Linked DNA regions of Homo sapiens: region 2 is linked to region 1. The links are chromatin contacts, found by Hi-C in ENCODE. All regions are on one chromosome and are shown on one strand. The core of a region is the stretch at or near the end of the contact, and the rest is flanking DNA. Distances in the headings are between cores, read along the strand shown.

What was found. Hi-C counts contacts between places; a loop is a spot of excess contacts on that map. Pooled maps may share reads with other maps.
Region 2: a map with no recorded cell type shows a loop between it and region 1 (4-fold over the local background). The contact joins the enhancer-like site here to the promoter of SCN8A in region 1. A Hi-C loop is called at or near these places in 1 of 37 single-sample maps with no recorded cell type and 9 of 50 pooled maps.

What each region holds. Positions count from the first base shown.
Region 1 is chr12:51,587,100-51,594,402 of GRCh38, forward strand. SCN8A (sodium voltage-gated channel alpha subunit 8) reads left to right here and starts at 4,134. Exons shown (of 27, transcript NM_001330260.2): 1 at 4,134-4,260. RefSeq lists a silencer at 3,637-3,886.
Region 2 is chr12:51,975,043-51,982,345 of GRCh38, forward strand. It overlaps ACVR1B (activin A receptor type 1B), which reads left to right. Exons shown (of 9, transcript NM_004302.5): 2 at 223-462; 3 at 1,285-1,533; 4 at 5,927-6,157. Among named protein-coding and RNA genes, the nearest start is that of ACVR1B, 27 kb to the left of the region's middle. RefSeq lists enhancers at 5,629-5,678, 5,689-5,738. Within about 2 kb of position 2,634, at least 3 of the 41 ENCODE cell types and tissues checked have a DNase peak (open chromatin) inside an H3K27ac peak, as active enhancers do.

The sequences.
Region 1 (7,303 bases), core at 2,884-5,383:
TGCCAACAAGAGCGAAAACTTCATCTCAAAAAACAACAACAATAAAAAAAACCAAAAGAAACAAACAAAAAAACAAAAACAAAAACAAATCGAAACCCAAAACCCAAAAACTTTCCCACAAAGAAAACTCCAGGCCCAGATGATTTCACTAGGCAATTCTACTAAACAGTTAAGGAACATGTAATATGAATTTTACACAAATTCTTCCAGAAAATTGAAGAGAAGGGAATACTTTCTTTTCTATGAGGCCAGCATTACTGTGATACCAGGACTAGACAAAGGCATTAGAGGAGAACTACAGACCAATGCACTTCATAACATAGATGTGCTAATTCTTAACAAAATGTTAGCAAACCAAAGCCAGCAATATATAAAAAAGATAGTATGTCATGATCAATACATTACCCTAGGAACGTGAGTTTAGTTTAACACTTGAAAATTAACCACTATATGTAAGACTAAAAAAAAAAAAATATGCAGAAAAAGCATTGACAAAATTAAACATCCATTATTGATAAAACCCCTCAGCCAAATAGGAATAGAAGATTCCTTCCTCAACATGACAAAGGGTATTTAGAAAAAAAAGTCTACAGCCATCATCATGTTTAAAGGCCAAAGATTCAAAGTTTTCCCCCAAGATGAGGAACTAAACAAAGATGTCTGCTCTTACCACTTCTATTCAACATTGTATTAGAGGTTCTAGCCAGTGCATAAAGGCAAGGAAAACAACGACGACGACATCTAGATTGGAAAGGAAGAAGTAAAACTGTGTATTTGCAGATTGTATGTTTATCAGTAGAAAATCTAAATGACTCTACAAAAAGCTCTACTAAAGGTATTAAATGAATTTAGCAAAGTTTCAAGACATATGATTAATATACAAAAATAATTATATTTCTATACCATACCAATGAATAATCAAATTGCCATATAAAAATAGCATTCAATAACATCAAAAATATGAAATATTTAGGAATAAATCCCAGAAAGGTGAGCAAGACCCATATCTTGAAAACTATAAAACATTGAAATTAAAAAGGACTAAAATAAAGTGTCCATGGAATGAAAAATTTGATTTTGTTATGATATAAGTTCTTCCCAAGTTGATCTACAGATTCAATGCAATCTTGATCAAAATCTCAGTGGATTTTTGTTGAAATTTGACAAGGTGATTCTAAAATTCATATGGAAATGCAAAGAACCTAGACTAGCAAGATCAATATTGAAAACGAAGGGCAAAGTCAAGGGCTGAAAGTACCTGATTTCAAGATTTATTATAAAGGCAGAGTAATCCAGACAGTGTGGTATTAGTGCCAAGACAGAAAAATATATCAATGAAACAGAAGGAGAGTTTAGAACTAGATTCTTACATACTTGAGTAAACGATTTTTTGCAAAGGTGCAAGGGTAGTCAGTGGAGACAGGATAGTGTTTTCAACAAATAGTATGGGGACAACTATATATCTATGCAACAAAACAACAAAAGAACTTCAAACTACATTTCATACCACATACAAAAATCAATTCAAAATGGATTATAAACCTAAATGTAAACTCTAGAACTATAAAATTTCCAGAAGGAAACATAGGATAAAATATTTGGGGCCTTGTGTTGGGCAAAAACTTATTAGACATGACATTAAAAGCATGATTCATAGAAGAAAAAATAATAAACTGAACTTCATAAAAATTAAGAAGGTCTAATTTTTTTTTTTTTAAGAGACAGGTTCTGGCTATGTTGGCCAGGCTTGAGTGCAGCAGCTATTCACAGGCCCAATTATAACACATTATAGCCTCCAACTTCTGGCCTCAGGAGATCCTCTTGCCCGAGCCTCCCGAGTAGCTGGGACTACAAGTGTGCACCAGGACAACTGGCTGAAGAACCTCTGCTTTTGGAAAAACACTGTTAAGAGAGTAAAAAGAATAAAAAGATAAGCCTAAACTGGGAAACAATATTTGCCAATCACATGTCTGACAGAAGATTTGTATCCACAATATATAAACAACTCTTTAATTTTTTTAAAAAAATTTTAGAATCAGAGTCTCCTGTGTTGTCCATGCTGGACTTGAAATCCTAGGTTTAAGCAATTATTCCTGCTCAGTGTCCAGAGTAGCTGGGACACCAGGCATGCGTCACTGAGCCCAGCCAGGATATATAAACAACTCGTAAAACTCAATTAACAAGAAAAAACCCCACCAATTTTTAAATAGGCTAAAGACTTGAAGAGACACTTCGCCAGGAGGATTTACAGATGACAAGTCCATGAAAAGATGTTCAACATCTTTAGTCACTAGTGAAATGGACGACAGACCCACAGCGAGATAAAACTACACATCTATTCAAATGGCTAAAATTAAAAAGACTGATCACTCCAAATGTTGGTGAGGATGTAGAACAACTGAAATTCATGTGCTGCTAGTAGGAATGGAAAGGCACAACCACTTTGGAAGGCAGTTTGGCCCTTTCTTAATATGTTAAATATACACCTAAGACAGGACTCAGTTATTCCATTCCTAGATATTTATACCCACGAGAAACGAAAGCATATATATCCATACAAAGACCTGCACACGAAAGCTCATAACAGCTTTGTTCGTAACGGACAAACATTGGAAATAACCTAAATGTCATCAACAGGTGACTGGATAAACACATTGTGGTGTATCCCCATAAAGAATACTACTAAGCAGTAAAAAAGAACTCTTGATAGGCAACGACTGAATAATCTCAAAACGATTATGCCGAGTGGAAGAAGCCATACAAAAAAGAGAGTTTGTACTGTATGATTCCATTTATTTAAAATTCCGGAAAATGCAAACCAATGTACAGTAATAGAAAGAAGATCAGTGGTTGCCTGGAGAGGGTGTGTGGGGGCGAGCGATGCAGGGAGTGATTACAAAGAAGCACACGGAGAAATTTTTGGAGGTGATGGGTGTGTTCATTACCTTGGTGGTGATGGTTTCATGAGTGCACACATAACTCAAAATTGTACAATCTAAACACACGCAAATATACCCCAGTAAAGCTAATTTTAAATGTATTGTAGAGGGCACATTATGTGATAAGCATACCATGTGCCTGGCTGTGTTAGCAATGTGTGAAGTGCATGCTCCCCGTTAGTACAAACAAGAAGTTTATAAGGTTGCTACTGTGACTGTTTCCTTTTACAGACGAGAACACTGAGGTTTGGAGAGGTTGTTACACCCTTTTTCCCTCTTGTGATTGGTGGTAGGAAAATATTAAGTAGAGGAGAGACACAGTAAAGTGCCAAGAGCTCTGGCACTCATTACCTAGATCCTCGCGAGGGTGGAGTGAGCGGTCGAAATGCTCATGCCTACTTTACAGATGGACAGACTGAGGATCGGAAAGACTGAGGTGGCCTGGGGGCTGTCAGGGAGGCAGCGCCTCCCCGCTCCTGGCAGCAGGTCCCTGTGGGCTGAAACACGAGCCTCCACCTGCCGCTGATTGACTTCTCGTTTTTTCAGTGGGCCCAAGATCCTGTAAATTGAGTTCCCTGCGCTTTTGGATGTCAGAAACTTCACTGAGCGCGGCACTGTTGGGGGGCAGGAGAAAGGTAAGACTTGGCACTGACGCGGGCCACAGAGCACGCGGGTCACCACGACAGCTTTCGGGTCTCGCCGCCCGGCGCTGGCGAGCAGCCAGCCAGCGTCTCGCGGCGGGTCCCGGTCCTCAGCCCGCGGCCCCTCCCGGCGGCTCGGCGGGGGCGTAGTGGAGGCGGGCCCGGGGACGCTCGCTGGCGCTCCCGCGCGGCGCCCCCTGCCGGCGCCCTGTTCCCTCTTGCCCCTGATCCGCTCCCGGCGGCGCGGAGACGCGAGTCTGAGAGCCTGCGGGCGGGCGGCGCGCTGCAGGCGAGCGGGCGAGCGGGCGCGCCCTGCAGGGGTAGGTGGGCCGCGGGGGCGCGGGCGGGCGGGCGCGAAGCGCAGGGAGGGGGCGGGGGCGGTGGCAGCGGCGCTTGCGGGCCGGGGCCGGCCCGGGCAGGGGGCGCGCGCGGAGGGGTAGGCGCGGGGGCGGGGCGGGCGGGGGGCCCGGCAGTAGGGGCGCGCGCGCGGTGGCGCGCGGCGGGCGCGAGTCATCAATTATGCAAGGACTCGGGCGGTGCGGGGGGCGGGCGCGGGGAGCGCTCCAAGATGGCGCCCACCGCAGTCCCGCCCGCCGCATCCTCGGCGCCTTTGCAGTCCGGCCGCGCCTCCCGGGCCCCGCGTTAGGGCCGCCGCTGCCTCCCTCGCCGCCGCCGCTGCCGTAAGTCGCCCCAGAGCCCCCGCCCTAGCGCTGCTTCCTGCCCTCCGGGTTTCCCTTCTCGCCTCGGGACCCTTGAGCGGGGCTCGCCCATCTCCAGTCAGGGGCTTTGCCGCAGAGTGCGCGGCGGGGCTCCAGGGGCCGTGGAGCTGGGGCTCTGCTCTCCTTGTTTTGGACAGGTGTTTGGAACTCTTGCTTCCTTCTACTGTGTGTACCGGGGGTCTCTTAAGAGAACTGAGGACCACCAGTCCCCACCCCGGACACCCTGCTTTCTCCGTCTCGGCTACAGTGAGGGACACGGCCCGTCCTTGGTGCCCCTTCCGCGGTGCAGCCCTCCATCCCTCCCTCAGTGCCGGGCAGAGTTGGGGCCCCTAGCCGGCTTGCACTGGGAAGGGCAGCGCTGTCGGGATCTTCCTACAGCAGCCCCTCAGCCCTCCCCCTCCCCCATGTCTTACTGCATCCTTCTCCCTCAGCCGGCTTCACACTGCTAAAAACTGCAGAAGCCAAGGGCTCCTGGGTTCTTCCCGCAGCCAGCACTCCCGACTCCCTCTGTCCTTTACTCGGATGCGTTCGTCCCCCTCCCAACAGGGTGCTCTGGAGTTGTGATGGGGGCTCCCGGGACCTTCCTCGGCAGGCGAGGATTCCTGCATTTGGAAGCACATCACTTTGAGAATATCCCCTTCCCCCATCCCACCCCCACCCCCACCCCCCACCCCCACGCCACCCGATGCAGAGCTTGTTCCTCTCCTCTCCCTCCCCCACCTTACCATCAGCAGCAGCACCCTTGGCTTCTTGTTAGCGTTGGGGTACAGGACTGTTTGCCCAGCTCCGTGGGCTTGGACCCTCCTCTCTAGTTCTCACTTGGTACCTTGGGGCACCGCAAAGCCTCTGCAGTTTCTCCTGAGAGCTCAGCTCCATCCCCTCCATTGCCAGCAACAACCACCGGTGGAGACTTGGCTAACTTTCCAGGGGTTAGCCAGGACTGTCAGACCCTTTCAGGGGCCCCAGCTTCGAGTTGGGATGGAATGGGAACCATTTTTCAGCCCGATAAATAGGATTCTTCAAACCATGCATTCCATCCGACTACTCCACCCTATGCCCTCTTCCTCACTTACACTGCAGTTTTTGAAGCATGAGGGAATACATTTTATGTCCGGAGATTCCAAGGTTCTGCATCAGCGTTCATAATAAATGGATGTCATCTGTTTGGGGGGAGGGTAGAAGAAACTTTGGATTGCATCTGGCTAAAGTCAGGGGGAGGGAGAAATAATTAGCATGGAGCAAGCTCTGCCACACAAGGAAAACTGCTTTTTATGCACAGTGGGCACCAGAGAGTCAGGGATGGAAGCAGGAAGTGTGGGTGGGGGCCATGGGGGTAAAGGGGGAGAGTGCTTTTTATAACTGTTTTCCCAAGTTTGAACCTGGAGAGCCTTTAGAGAGAGGTAGCAGTGTGTTAGGGCTGGGGGATGTTTTAGCTTTCCAATGGAGATTTCGGGTGTGGTAGGTTTTTCACTGTCTCAAAATCCCTCTGCACTTCTCTTTTCTCCACGTGCATTAGAAGATGTGGAGGGGGGGATGTTGTGCTTTTATTCTTTTCTCAAAAAAAATTTTTTTTTTGATTTGTGATGCAAATGGCTGGATAACATTACCACACGGTACCATCCTGGTAGGAATCTTGGGGGAATCAGACTTAAAATGCTGAAAGCTTTATAGCACATTACATGTAACCTGGTTCTTGAAATACTGCAGCATTTTTCTTTGGAGCTCATGACCCATAAGGCCTTCATTTCTCCCTGAAAGAGGATTTGGTTGCTGGTTGGTGAGGTGGTGGTTGTGGGTAGTGATCCTTTGGTGTTCAGCACGCATTCCCTGTCCTAGAAATTGAGGTCCTCCCTGGAGAGGGCTGCAAGCATGTTCCGTGTTCTCTGAACATCTGATTCAGGGTATATGTAAATGTGTTGTGTTTCTGAGTAGAGCTGGTGGTGGGTATTGCAAAGCAGTTCATAATGGTGCAGATCAGTTATTGGTTTCTTGGCTTCAGTTTGAGCAGCTTTGGTTTTCATTTGGGGTTTTGTCAACTTTTATCAAAATCTTTGGAGGATTTTGTTTTAAATTAATAAAGGATAATCAAGTGGAATACTGCATCCTTAAAAACAACCATACGGTTGCTGTTGCTTTCCTTGTAGGACCCTTAAGAATTTTTTCTCCTGGTCCAGCTTTGGGTTGCCTGTGTTTAGGCTTGTATTCAGGTTTCTTGCTGTGGTGCTGAAAGGACAGTTCCCCGACCAGTTCTGCGGCGAAGTGCACACACACTGGACATGATTGAGTTTTTTTTTGCTTTTTATTATCAGCAGGCTTTCTCGTGGATGTGTATGTACATGCGCAGCTGGGTTTGTACTTGAGGTTGAGGCCTAGTTATCATATTTTATTACTCCCACATAACTCTTCATTTTGGCTGTCCCTCATGGAGACAATGTTTTACAGGCTGCAACAGATCCATATGTAAGCCATAAGTGACATTTTGCTGACTGCATTATTTCAGCACACTTCAGTCATTTCAAATAGCAAGCAACTGTTAATATTCTTGGTCTCCACAGGAAGTAATCCGATAGCTGGCTAAATTAAACTGGATCAGGAGAGCGTCTTCTGTGGGTTGATTTGAATAGTGAACTGGGAAAGGCACTTGACACAGCAGAGGTCAGTATTACTAAAGTCGATTTATCCAAAAAACTATTTTAAAATCATAAAATAGGAAGGAGGCCATAAAATTCACATGGTACCACCTCCCACCCAATACAGGAATCTCCTTTATGGGAGATCTTTGCTTTGAATACATCCGTTGGTAGGGAACTTACTGCCACATAACGTAGCTCATTCCATTTGGATTCCACTGTGATCAAAGTATTTTAATCTCATTGAAAAGGTAATATACATAAAGTTGAAAGACATATAAATTGGAGCTATATCGGGGTAAATGCCATTCTTGTGCTTGTTTCCAAGAAAAGATTGAGAACCATTTTTCTGTAGAGAACATACAAGAAACTTG
Region 2 (7,303 bases), core at 1,384-3,883, 390 kb after region 1:
AAGTAGAGCACTTAGAGGATAATAGTGGAGCTTCAAAAGCCTTGTTTGTGAGCTAAATAAACAGGTGAAGTTGTGCTCAGTTAAGGATATCTTTTTGGCCCCATCTCTATAAAAACTGTTTTGGAACATCAAGTATGCTAAGGGATTATATTCTAAGTTTGGAAAAGGACCTGCAAAAGATCTCACCATTGATGTCAATGTCTGCTCCCCAATTTCCTGCAGCTCTGCTGTGTGCGTGCACCAGCTGCCTCCAGGCCAACTACACGTGTGAGACAGATGGGGCCTGCATGGTTTCCATTTTCAATCTGGATGGGATGGAGCACCATGTGCGCACCTGCATCCCCAAAGTGGAGCTGGTCCCTGCCGGGAAGCCCTTCTACTGCCTGAGCTCGGAGGACCTGCGCAACACCCACTGCTGCTACACTGACTACTGCAACAGGATCGACTTGAGGGTGCCCAGTGGTGAGTGCATGCCCTTGTTGGGCTAGTGGCTCAGCTTGGAGATAGGGTACCCCGTCATTTCATTTTTTTCTACTCTTGCCCACTCACTTGGTTTGACGATAAAGATGCCTTTTGGATGTTCCCGAAGGTGACAAAGGCTGGGGTTTCTCAGCAGTTGCTTTTGTAGATTAGAGGGTGAGGAAGCAGATTTTCAAGTTAGTCCCAGAGGTGCCCGCAGTGTTTAGAGTAGTGGCTTAGCAGCCATAGGCAGCGGTGAGGAGTGGAAGAACCAGGCAGGGATTCCCACGGGAGGATGTGGGACTGATCCAGAAAGAGATGGCCCCAGAGCCGAGCAAAGGTGACTCCTCAAGGGAGGATGATGGTTAGATGTGAGGAGGGACCAGAATAGGAAAAGGCCAGTGACCAAAGCCGAGAAACACCACATACCATCCTTTTGCAAGCCTACCATTCAGGAGGCATTACTGTGGAGCCCACAGGAAAAGGAGAGAAACTAAAGCAGAGCTTAGAGGAGCTGTGGGAAGTTAAAGGGCAGAAACAGGCATCTGTGTAGGGGCCTGAGGCGGGGATAGTACCACGAAATGCGTGAGGTGACAAAGTGGGTTGTGGGTTTGACTGTGGAAAGAGGTGCCTTAACTAAAGAAGTTGGGCATTTGAGAGCATCTAGGCAGCAAGACTAGCCCAGAAGATTAGAGAGATCAAGGGAGCCTGAACACATCGACAGGGAAAGGGGTCTTTTTCACTCTTCACTTTGAGGGGGGTGTTTTTACTCTTTCCCTTGTTTTTACTTCTCATTCTTTCCCTCTCCTCTCTCACTTGACTCAGGTCACCTCAAGGAGCCTGAGCACCCGTCCATGTGGGGCCCGGTGGAGCTGGTAGGCATCATCGCCGGCCCGGTGTTCCTCCTGTTCCTCATCATCATCATTGTTTTCCTTGTCATTAACTATCATCAGCGTGTCTATCACAACCGCCAGAGACTGGACATGGAAGATCCCTCATGTGAGATGTGTCTCTCCAAAGACAAGACGCTCCAGGATCTTGTCTACGATCTCTCCACCTCAGGGTCTGGCTCAGGTACCAAGTTCTTCAGGGCATCATGTCTGTGGTTGGCTTTCATCAGTTTCCCAGCAGGATAGAGTGCTTGTAGAGAAGGCTGGAGGCCCTGCATTTGTTTCTACCAGCATTGAGTCATTTGGTTTCCTAGTTCCCCTTCTTTTGGAGTCTGACGTGTAATAAGATAAGATAATGGGTTCACAGAAAATCTCTCATTCCGTGGGATTCCCAAGGTCTAGTACACAATTATCCACTACAGAAGTCCTGCCTCTCTAAGCTTTGCAACTGTACGTACATCTATTAAAATTCAGCTGGTCCCACCTGAGCAGTGGAGTGCTCAATTTCAGGGCCCCTTTTGAGAAACAGGAGTGTGCCAGATTCCTGTGAGGTGGTGACAGCTAATCATTGATCTCTGAGCAACCACAAGGGGAGTTTAAGGACATCCAGTAAAGCTTAGAGTTGGGATTTGGTGAATCATTGACTTGTACCAGTTGCCCAAGGGTTTTTGGTGGGGGTGAAAATAAAGGCAGTGTGGGCCTCCAGCATAGCATCAGCACTATTTCCTGTACTGCCTTTTGTTGACCAAGTCTTTCTCAGATGAGGGAAATGAACCAAACACTGGACCTTGGCATAAGACGAGAATTTAAGATAAAGGAGCTCGGGGTTGTTTAGGTCTCAGGGTATAGCTCAGCTAGCTATTAAATGTGAACATGAATGCAAAAGAATTTTTTTACTTACTTATTTATGTATTTATTTATTTAGAAACAGAGTCTTGCTCTGTTTCCCAGGCAGGAGTGCAGTGGCGCAATTTCCGCTCTCTGAAACCTCCACCTGCCTGGTTCAAGTGATTCTCCTGCCTCAGCCTCCTGAGTAGCTGGGATTACAGGAATGCGCCACCACAGCGACTAATTTTTGTATTTTTAGTAGAGACAAGGTTTCGCCACATCAGTCAGGCTGGTCTTGTGTTCTTGACCTCAAGTGATCCGCCTGCCTCGTAAAGAATTTTTTTAATGAAGATAAACCATTATTTTTGTGACAATGGTATTGCATTCCTTTTTTTTTTTTTTTTTTTTTGTTTTAAGATATGGTCTCGCTCTGTTGTTGCCCAGGCTGCAGTGCCATTGTGCAATCACAGCTGACTGCAGCCTTAACCTCCTGGGCTCAAGAGATCCTCCACCTTAGTCTCCTGAGTAGCTGAGATGTCAGGCATGTGCCACCAAGCCTGGCAATTTTTTTTTTTTTTTTTTTTTTTGTGGAAGGTTTCACTTTGTTGCCCAGGCTGGTCTCAAATTCTTGGCTTCAAGTCCATTCTTAAAAAAGAAAAAAAACATCCACAAAGATCACTGTTGCCATTCTAGCTAAAACGCAGAGGATCTTATTTGTGAGAACTTTGCGTGTTTTTATGTATGTTTCCTTGACGTGGGACAAGACTGTTGTTCTGTGGGGAAATTATGCCATCAGTCATGCCCAGACATTCTGCTTGACACGGGAGTACTTTGAGCTGTGACATCTCCTGAATTTCAGTGGCTTTGCTTTTATTAAGCTCTGCAGTAGAGAGCACCAAAATGATGGATATATTTAAAAGCTGCATATTTTTAGAAACAGCAAAAATCTAGGGCTTGTTCCTTGTTGAAAGAGGTAGGGCAGTGGTTAGAACCTCCTGGCTGACTGTGGGAATTGATTTGCTGCTAGAGGAGGGTAGATTGGGTTTTCCAAAGTCTTTTTAAGACCCAGACCAGCTGAAACAAGGGAAGGGCCATGGTAGTTGTTTAGTCGTCTGTGGTAAAATGGTTAATAACTATTTCCCTCTGAGTGGTTTAGTATATTCTTCATTCAGAATATGCAGAGCTTCCAAGGTGTTAGGTTTCTAATAATGTGGTTTTTAAAGTAGTAAGTCCATGCTGCTCATATGACTTTCAATTCATTTAAATAAGTATATACTGAATACCTTCTGGGTGATATGGTTTTAAACAGATTAGAAAGAGCCTGACCCGGCCAGGCGCGGTGGCTCACGCCTGTAATCCCAGCACTTTGGGAGGCTGAGGTGGGTGGATCATGAGGTCAGAGGAGATCCAGACCATCCTGGCTAACATGGTGAAACCCTGTCTCTACTAAAAATACAAAAAATTAGCCGGGCGTGGTGGCGGCGCCTGTAGTCCCAGGTACTCAAGAGGCTGAGGCAGGAGAATGGTGTGAACCTGGGAGGCGGAGCTTGCAGTGAGCCGAGATCACGCCACTGCACTCCAGCCTGGGCAACAGAGCGAGACTCCGTCTCAAAAAAAAAAAAAAAAAAAAGGCTGACCCAGGATTGGATCAGAGAGACAGGAATTGTTGGGAAGAGTCTCACAGAGGAGGGCACATTTAAAGGAGTCTTGAGGCCGGGCAGATCACATGAGGTCAAAAGTTTGAGACCAGCCTGACTAACATGGTGAAACCTCGTCTCTACTAAATACAAAAAATTAGCCGGGTGTAGTGGCACACGCCTATAATTCCAGCTACTTGGGAAGCTGAGGCAGGAGAATTGCTTGAACCCGGGAGGCAGAGGTTGCAGTGAGCCCAGATCATGCCATTGCACTCCAGCCTGGGCAGCAAGAGCAAAGCTCCGTCTCAAAAAAAAAAAAAAAAAAAAGGCCAGGCACGGTGGCTCACACCTGTAATCCCAGCACTTTGGGAGGCCGAGGCGGGTAGATCACCTCAGGTCAGGAGTTCGAGACCAGCCTGACCAACATGATGAAACCCCCATCTCTACTAAAAATACAAAAATTATCTGGGTGTGGTGGCGGGCACCTGTAATCCCAGCTACTCAGAAGGCTGAGGCAGGAGAATCACATGAACCTAGGAGGTGGAGGTTGCAGTGAGCCGAAATCATACCATTGCATTCCAGCCTGGGTGACAGAGCGAGACACCATCTCAAAAAAAAAAAAAAAAAGGAGTCTTGAAGAATGAGTTGGAATTTTTAAGAGAGGCGAGAGGGCAAAGAACATTCCAGGCCAATGAAAATACCTTGAGTAAAAAGACAAAGGCATGAAGGTCCACTGTATGTTTAAAGAACTTTTATGATGAGGAGACCAGCATGATGTGCTTGTGCTGGGGAAGCAGGGGGACGTCAGGCTGCCCCAGGTGTACAGGATCTTGAGGGCTGACCTTTATCTTCTAGGTAAGGGGCTTCTACTGAAAGTTTCCATGTGGGAAATGAATGTTCATTTTTTCCTTTGGAAGGAATTCTGGCAGTGGTGTGGAGGATGAATTCATTCACTACCAGCCTTCTGTTGGGAAGGGTGGGGTGAGGCGGGGTGTGTGTGGGTGCACAGGGCAAGAGCAGGCTGAGATGGGAGGCAAAAGACCTGTTGGAAGTCTTTTAGAGAAGGTCCAAAAGTAGGACAGGCGGACGGAGATGGAGAGGCGGGGGCTAATTTGAGAAACATTTTGGTGGTTCTATACTGTTGTCATTAAAAGCATAGATTATAGAGTCAGACAGTCCTAGATTTTAAGCCCTGCTTTGCCACTTACTGCTTGTATGAATTTGAATATTACATAACCTCCTCTTTGAGCCTTAGTTTTCTTGTTTATAAAATGGGGATGATAACAGCGCCTTACCTTCCAGGTGGTTTGGGGAAGTGAGATAATTTATGTAAAGCCCTTAGCATGGAGCCTAATACATAGTAAGCATGCAGTAAATGGTAGTTCCCATCTACCAGACCTAGGGATTAATAATGTATTAATTATTTGATTGGGGGTGGGAGTAAGACAGTTAAGAGTCACTTGTGATGGTAAGGGTGATTGGATATATAGAGATACATTGAATGAGTCAAATGAAGCAATGTTGAGTTTTATAAAGACAGTAAAGTTAATCTTAGACTAAACATAGATGGTCCTCCATTCTACATCTGGAGTTCGCTTGTGAGCAGAGCATTGCTCTCTTTGGAGATGGGAACCCATGGGCCGCACAGCACTGCCCTCTAGTGGCTAATAAGCAGAACAGCCAGAAGGTGGCCCCCAGCACATGAGCCCACACTTTCATGTTCTCTGCCCTCTTTCCTTCCTCCACCAAAATAAAGCAGATGTGGGTGGATCGGCCCACAGGTGGCTGGCTGAAGAGTTGGTAAATCTGGTCAAACATTTACATTCAAATCTATCATCCGTGCTTACTGAGAGGAGAAATTGCCTAGATAAGGAGTAGCTAATCATACACGTTTCCTGTTTGTGTTCACTCTTTCCCCATCTCTCCGCCTGGCTCAGCCCTCTGGTAGATTACCTAGAAATGTGTATGGGCAGCAGCAGCTCTCCATGGTTAATGGACAGCGTAGGATGAAGACACCATGTTAAGGGTGTTTCCGTTGTGCCAATTAGTGTGGGAGTTGGAAAATTTGTCAAATTTGCAATGTCAGGTTTCTTCCTATTCTTTGGTTCACAGGGTTACCCCTCTTTGTCCAGCGCACAGTGGCCCGAACCATCGTTTTACAAGAGATTATTGGCAAGGGTCGGTTTGGGGAAGTATGGCGGGGCCGCTGGAGGGGTGGTGATGTGGCTGTGAAAATATTCTCTTCTCGTGAAGAACGGTCTTGGTTCAGGGAAGCAGAGATATACCAGACGGTCATGCTGCGCCATGAAAACATCCTTGGATTTATTGCTGCTGACAATAAAGGTAAGGGCTGGGCTTGGATACAGCATTCCCAGATAGAGGATGCTAGAGAAAGTGCATAGCTATGGGGTGCACAGCTCTGTTTGCCTTCATCATTGTAACCCGTAGAAAGAAAACTTGAGTAAGGTCAAGGTTTCCATGCTTTCCTTAAAGTGTGGAGCCTTTTATTCCATGAAAAGGTTATACAAAAATCCAGGTTATCAAGCAAATAAACAAGCAGTTCTTACTCAGATAAACAAGATACACCCCCTCACCCTACCTGCTCAATTTCTCTTTCTCCACTCCCCCAAACCCACCTCCATTGTAGTTCCTGCAGGGGGTCCCGTAAGCTTATTTTGAAAATCACTAGGATGGGCTGGGCGCGGTGGCTCACGCATGTAATGCCAGCACTTTGGGAGGCCGAGGCAGGCAGATCACTTGAGGTCAGGAGTTTGTGACCAGCCTGGCCAACATGGCAAAACCCCATCTCTACTAAAAATACAAAAATGAGCTGGCCACGGTGACACCTACCTGTAATCCCAGCTATTCAGGAGGCTGAGGCAGGAGAATTGCTTGAACCCAGGAGGCGGAGGTTGCAGTGAGCTGGAGGTTGCAGTGAGCTGAGGTCGCGCCACTGCACTCCAGCCTGGGCGACAGAGCGAGACTCCGTCTCAAAAAAAAAAAAAGAAAAAAAAAATCCCTAGGATGAGGAATTGCGGCCTCAACCCTGGCAAGGAGGATAACGACAGAAAAGCCTGTAGTCCACGAAGTGTCGCCTTCGGACTCTGCTCTTGGTCAGTCCTGTCCCTGAGGATTCTTTCCTTCTTCCTCTCCCTTTTATTGCTTTAGTTTTTGAATCTCTTATGTGCCAGGCACCTCCCTATGTTTGAGGACCTCATTGACTAGCAAAGGATGACGAGTAAGGGTGATTAGAGGAGGTAAACACGAGTTGTTCTGTTGAGCACAAATTGGGGCTGACTCGCACCTGAGCCCAGTTGAGACAAAGGTGGCAAGAACTGGTCAGGAAGAAAAATCTTCCTTGCAGGGAAGAGCACTGCAGACATGTGCAAAGGTGAGGTTTGGGGCCCAGCAAGTAACTTGGATGGCTGTGGGTGGAGAGGGAGGCAGAGGCCAGATTATGAGGGGCCTTTTTGAGAGGATTGTATTCCA